Regions from separate parts of the Homo sapiens genome. Here region 2 is linked to region 1. A link is a loop called in an ENCODE intact Hi-C map of the cell type or tissue named here. Cell type or tissue: GM12878. All regions are shown on one strand. Links, peaks and the distances in the headings refer to the core of each region. The heading gives the core; the rest is flanking DNA. Region 1 overlaps ZUP1 (zinc finger containing ubiquitin peptidase 1). Region 2 overlaps FRK (fyn related Src family tyrosine kinase).

What was found. Peaks named below come from ENCODE experiments on the same cell type or tissue, not always from the same donor. Only the 100,000 strongest peaks of a DNase experiment are listed, where the experiment ranks them.
Region 2: it touches region 1 in a loop (2.4-fold over the local background); 2 of 110 quality-filtered maps call a loop at or near these places.

What each region holds. Positions count from the first base shown.
Region 1 is chr6:116,665,562-116,668,383 of GRCh38, reverse strand. It overlaps ZUP1 (zinc finger containing ubiquitin peptidase 1), which reads left to right. Exons shown (of 10, transcript NM_145062.3): 2 at 1,177-1,750. The coding sequence starts at 1,192. Among named protein-coding and RNA genes, the nearest start is that of ZUP1, 1.8 kb to the left of the region's middle. RefSeq lists a silencer at 545-694. In GM12878, for the core only: no CTCF peak of the experiment used is centred there; DNase peaks (open chromatin) are centred at 594 and 1,263; H3K4me3 peaks cover 2,266 bases; H3K27ac peaks cover 874 bases.
Region 2 is chr6:116,009,812-116,012,633 of GRCh38, reverse strand. All of the region lies in intron 1 of FRK (fyn related Src family tyrosine kinase), which reads left to right. Among named protein-coding and RNA genes, the nearest start is that of FRK, 50 kb to the left of the region's middle. In GM12878, for the core only: a CTCF peak has its summit at 1,651 (motif pointing left); DNase peaks (open chromatin) are centred at 943 and 1,632; H3K4me3 peaks cover 277 bases; H3K27ac peaks cover 1,358 bases.

The sequences.
Region 1 (2,822 bases), core at 245-2,744:
CTCGCTTCCTCTGAGGCACCTGGGTACTCTCTTGTCTCTTACCCGCTTAATCTGAGTCCATGTCCAAGTTCATCATTCTGTGTCTGACCGTGTCCCAGCCACCGGAAGAGAAGAAACTCCGGGTGTGACATTAATCCCACTGGGGGCTCGGGAGAACTGCCTTCTAAAATCAGAGACTGTATCCATTTGTCTGGAGAGAAATGAAAAAAATAAGGACAATGTAGGGAGGTATTTTAAAGGTAAATTTATTTAAATGAAGTGATAGTGTCATTACTTTTCCTGTTTGATTTTAAATAGTCTTTAGCTGAACGATGACCTGTAGTAGGAAGGTGGTGGCGAAGTGATTGCTTTTTTTAAAATTATTTTTTTAACACTTTTATGTCAGTAGTCAGTACTTTATTTGTCCATAAAATCCAAAAATAACTACCTTTGGATTTTACAGTAGTCTTTGACTGAACCTCAGAGAGATGAGATTCCTTACCCAAAATGATGAATCTGAAATTATTACCCAGTTCTCTTGACTCTGGAATAAGTGCTTTTTTCTACTATACCACTTCTGCTTTTATTCTTGGGGCTGAGAGTACAGGCTGTGGAGCACGACGGGGTTGGCATTTTGGCTTCCACCTTTTTCTGCTTGTGGTGACCTGTCTGAGCCAGAATTTCTTTATGTGTAGAGCGATAATAATAGTACTTAAATTACAATAATAGCACTTAAATAGCACTTGATACATGTAAGACTCTAAGTTTACAGTGTTAAACTCTACTTGTAAGATGTGTTTATTTACCTCCTCAATATAATCAGCTTCAGTATTCAGTATTTAGATATATCAGTTGATAAATAGGTTTCTTCTCTTCATTTTTTTCTTACCTGATTTATCTTACCTGGACAATTTTTTAAACGTTATTTTTTCTCCACCTTGGGCCAGAGACATTTTTTGAAATATTTTATTTTTAAAATTACTTGTATTCATTATTATTGCCTTTTTTTAAAAAAAAATAAATGAAATTTTGGTTGATATTTATAAATAAGTTTTTGTATTTGAGGAACAGTAAGTACATTGAAAACTTCTTCATCAAAATAATCCAGCGTTAAAGACCAAGTAATTGTCTCAAATCATTTTATGAAACACATTTTTTCTTCAAATCTTTGAAACCTAATGTTATGTTCTTTTCTAGCTACTTGTCAATACCATGCTTTCCTGTAATATTTGTGGTGAAACAGTAACCTCAGAACCAGACATGAAAGCTCACCTAATTGTTCACATGGAAAGTGAAATTATATGTCCATTTTGCAAGTTGTCAGGTGTGAATTATGATGAAATGTGTTTTCATATCGAAACAGCTCATTTTGAGCAGAATACACTTGAAAGAAACTTTGAGAGGATAAATACAGTACAATATGGAACTTCAGATAACAAGAAAGACAACACCCTACAGTGTGGAATGGAAGTTAATTCAAGTATTCTTTCAGGTTGTGCATCTAATCATCCAAAAAATTCAGCTCAAAACCTGACTAAAGATAGTACTTTAAAACATGAAGGCTTCTATTCAGAGAACTTAACTGAATCTAGAAAATTCCTGAAAAGTAGGGAAAAACAGTCCAGCCTGACCGAAATAAAAGGATCTGTTTATGAAACAACATACAGTCCTCCTGAATGTCCATTCTGTGGAAAAATAGAGGAGCACAGTGAAGATATGGAAACTCATGTGAAAACAAAGCATGCCAATCTTTTAGACATTCCATTGGAAGGTAAAGTTTTCATTTCATTATAAATTATAAGTTTACAGCCTCAATTTAATATGTGGTATTTTAAAAGTTGGTTTGTAAGTCAGCTTACTACAGATGTGTTTTGAAATCCATTTTATGTCTATAACATTTTTCATTTGCTGTTACTGAAATATAAAAGTACATTATGGAAAAGAATTTTAATGCAGATATAAAATGTTTCAGCTACATTGAGAGTAGTTTTGGAACTTTCTGTCTAGTTTCCAGAGGGTATTCTTTTTATTGTCACTAACCCAGTAGCATCTGGACTGTCCTGGACTCTCTGACTTTGCATTGAGTTCTATTTTGACTCCATTATTCTGTTATGATTGGAGAACAAACTCTCTGTGATATCAGTTCTTTTAAATTTGTTGAGGCCTGTTTTATGGCTCAAGACACGAGCTATCTTGGTCATGTTCTGTGGATACTTGGGAAAAAAAAGTGTATTCTGCTTTGTTGGGTGGAATGTTATATGTATGTCACTAGATCCTGTTGTTTATGTTCAGATTATTTATATCCTTGCTTGTTTTCTATAGTAGTACTGTCTAGTAGTTCTATCAATTTTTGAGAAGGGGTTGTTGAAATCCCTGATTATAATTGTAAATTTATCTATTTTTCCTTTCAGCTCTGTCAGGTTTTGTTTCATGTATTTTGAGACTCTATTGTTGGTGTGTACACATTTAGGATCTTATGTCTTTTTCTTATTGTTGAACTTTAAGAATTTGTGGAGCCAGGTGTTGTGGCTCATGCCTGTAATCCCAGCAAGTTGAGAGTCCGAGGTGGGCAGATCCCTTGAGTCCAGGAGTTCGAGACGATCCTGGGCAATGTGGCAAAAGCTCGTCTCTTCAAAAAAAAAAAAAAAAACCAAAAAACTAGCCAGGCCTAGTGGCTTGCGTCTGTAGCCCCAGCTATTTGGGAGGCTGAAATAGGAGGATCACCTGAGCCTGGGAAGTGGACGCTGCAGTGAGCCATGATCACACTACTGCACTCCGCACTCCACTCTGGGTGACTGAATAAGACCCTGTCTCCAAAAAAAAAAAAAAAAAAAAGAAAAATT
Region 2 (2,822 bases), core at 316-2,815, 660 kb after region 1:
ACAAGTATTTATTTAACAGCTCCACAGGGCATGTGGCCAGTGCTTCATGCCACAGATATGTGAAGTTATCAGACTCTGTCCTTATGCTGGGGAGGTCTGTAGCTTCAAGTGTAAACAAAGAATAATCTAAACAAGAATTTAAAATGCATCGCTAGCTTTTGTATGCTACATATCAAAACAGAGGAGTAGTCACTGAATACTGTAGGAATTCTGAGCAGTCAAGTTTTAGTATTGCCAGTATAAGTAGTGATAGCAGTGTGAATTTAGCTAGAACAGAGGGCTGATATAGGGAGGATAAAGTTGAAGAAGTGGCTTGTGTCCAGATGGTGGAAGGCCTGAATTTCCAGGTTAATAGAGGTTTTACTCCATAAGCAAAATACCCCTTATTTATGTGTATGTGGGGAGATGATAAATCTAGTGGTGGTGGTGTGAGCAAGGGGGAGAGTCTGAGATAAATGCATGTAAAGCTTGTAGCAACAGTGCCTGCCTCCTTTTATGTGATCAGTAAATATAAATTGTTAATGTTAAAGAGAACAGGCAGTAAAATATTTCCATAATCCAAGAGGCGATGTTGAATTAGACAAGGGTTATGGTGAGGGAAATGGAAAGGAAGGAATGAATAACAAAATAATTGCGAGCATTATTTTTTTTCTTTGTCCTTATCATTCCATGTGAGTGGGAAAGAGTAGCAGGGCTAACTTCCTGGGAACCAAGGGGATACTGAGCCGAAGAAGGTTTTGTGGAAAGGGAGGGAAATAATTACCTTGACAGGAAGAACTCTCACAGAGATTTTCTTCATAGTGTTGTGGAAACACAGGTAGATGCAGGTGAGTCATACCGAACCATAATAGTTCAAGGGGCATGAATCAAGCCTTTCATTTAGATACCATAAATGACTAAATGTGGTTATGAGTGTGCCCTGCAAATTGAAGGTGTTTTGCCAATGTGGGTGACAGCGATGCCTGCCAAGTCACATTCATGAGGACAATAGGTGTTTTACCCATTATAACATGTGTAACTGTGATGAAAACATGAAAGACACTGCTAACCCTGAGCTCCCACAGGGAAATCATCCTAGCTTACTTTCCCTATGACTGGTTAGGCCAAGTTGATCGACCCAGTTTCCTTTCTGCATTTTCTGGAAGGATGTTTTTTTTTTTTCCTGGAACTAGTCTTAAGAGTTTATTTTTTTAGGATCTGTCTATAGTACTTGAAGGCTGACTGCCTTGGTCTTAAGGAGACATTATAAAAAGAAGTCATATGTTAACTTTTGTAAATCCTAGCCATCAGTTGCTGGGCATGAGTTTTCTCTTTAAAAAGTGTAAGAGGCAATTATCTTCATCTGATAAGAATTATGAGTTACCTAGGAACCTAGTTTGTACACGTCAGTGAGGCACAATAAGATTCTATTAGATGAAATGACAAAACCTTAATTGAGGTAACACATCTATTTACATGTTGATTTCCCTAAATTTTGATTAATATTTAAGATATTTATCTTATGTAAATGTTGATATTCATTTATACTGCAATTTTTTTTTTTAAGGCTCACTGCCTTTTTCATAAAATAAAGCACGTCCAGTTAATCACAGGACAGCTCTCCTTTCCCTTTTTGGATTAGTAAAATGGCCTACTGCCACCTGGTGGCAGCATGTCCTAGTCCAGAACAGCAGGCAGGACAGAAGAGTCACTTGGGATGAAACTGTTAATACAAACAAAGAAATAAGGTCATGCTCACATATTCACTCGTGTCCCAGCATGACCTCAAATCCAACATGCCTAAAACAAAATTGATAATATCTGCCTTCAATTAATTATCTTAAAATCTCTACTATTTATTGAGCATGAATGTGTCGAGACATAAAGCACTTTACATGCAGCATTCTTCTTAATCTTGAAACAAGGCTATAAGGAAATTATTATTATTCTCACTTACAAATGAGGAGATTGAGGCATAGAGAGGTTAAATAACTTCCTAATGAGATGCTGTCACTCTTAACTGTTATTATACTCTGCCTTCTGACATGTTGCAGGACATATTGTCCTTTAGTCATTCAGATTTGAAATCCTGGTGTCACATCGTCTCTTCCATCTGTTTCGCTGCTCATTCATAATCACTTGTTTTATATTCCTTTGGGATTTTTTCCTGTATCTATCAATTCTAAGTGCCAAAGTTTCTAGTCCAGACCTTTACAACATGTAAATTTTTGTAGCATGTTCCTGATTGACCTCTTTTAATTTTTTATATTTAAATACATTTTAAAGTAATCTACAACTACATGTTATTATAAACATCCAAATTATAGAGAAGAATGCAGAGTAAAAAGTGAAACTCCTCTGTCATTACTTTCATATTCTCTCACTAATCTCCAGGAAAGTAAGCACATATAATTTTTAGTTTGTGAATTTTTTTTTTTTTCGAGACAGAATCTCACTCTGTTGCCCAGGCGATGGCATGATCTCGGCTCACTGCAACCTCCGCCTCCTTGGTTCAAGCGATTCTCCTGCCTCAGCCTCCCGAGTAGCTGGGACTACAGGTGCCCACCACGCCTGGCTATTTTTGTATTTTTAGTAGAGATGGGGTTTCACCGTGTTAGCCAGGATGGTCTTGATCTCCTGACCTTGTGATCCACCCACCTCGGCCTCCCAAAGTGCTGGGATTACAGGAGTGAGCCACCATGCCCGGCCAGTTTGTTGATTTTTTAAAATATAAATAAACCTATAACACTCCTAATATTTGTAATTTACCCTTTTTTATACAACAATGTCCTGCAGACACATTTTATACAACAATGTCCTGCAGACACAGAAAATAACACAAT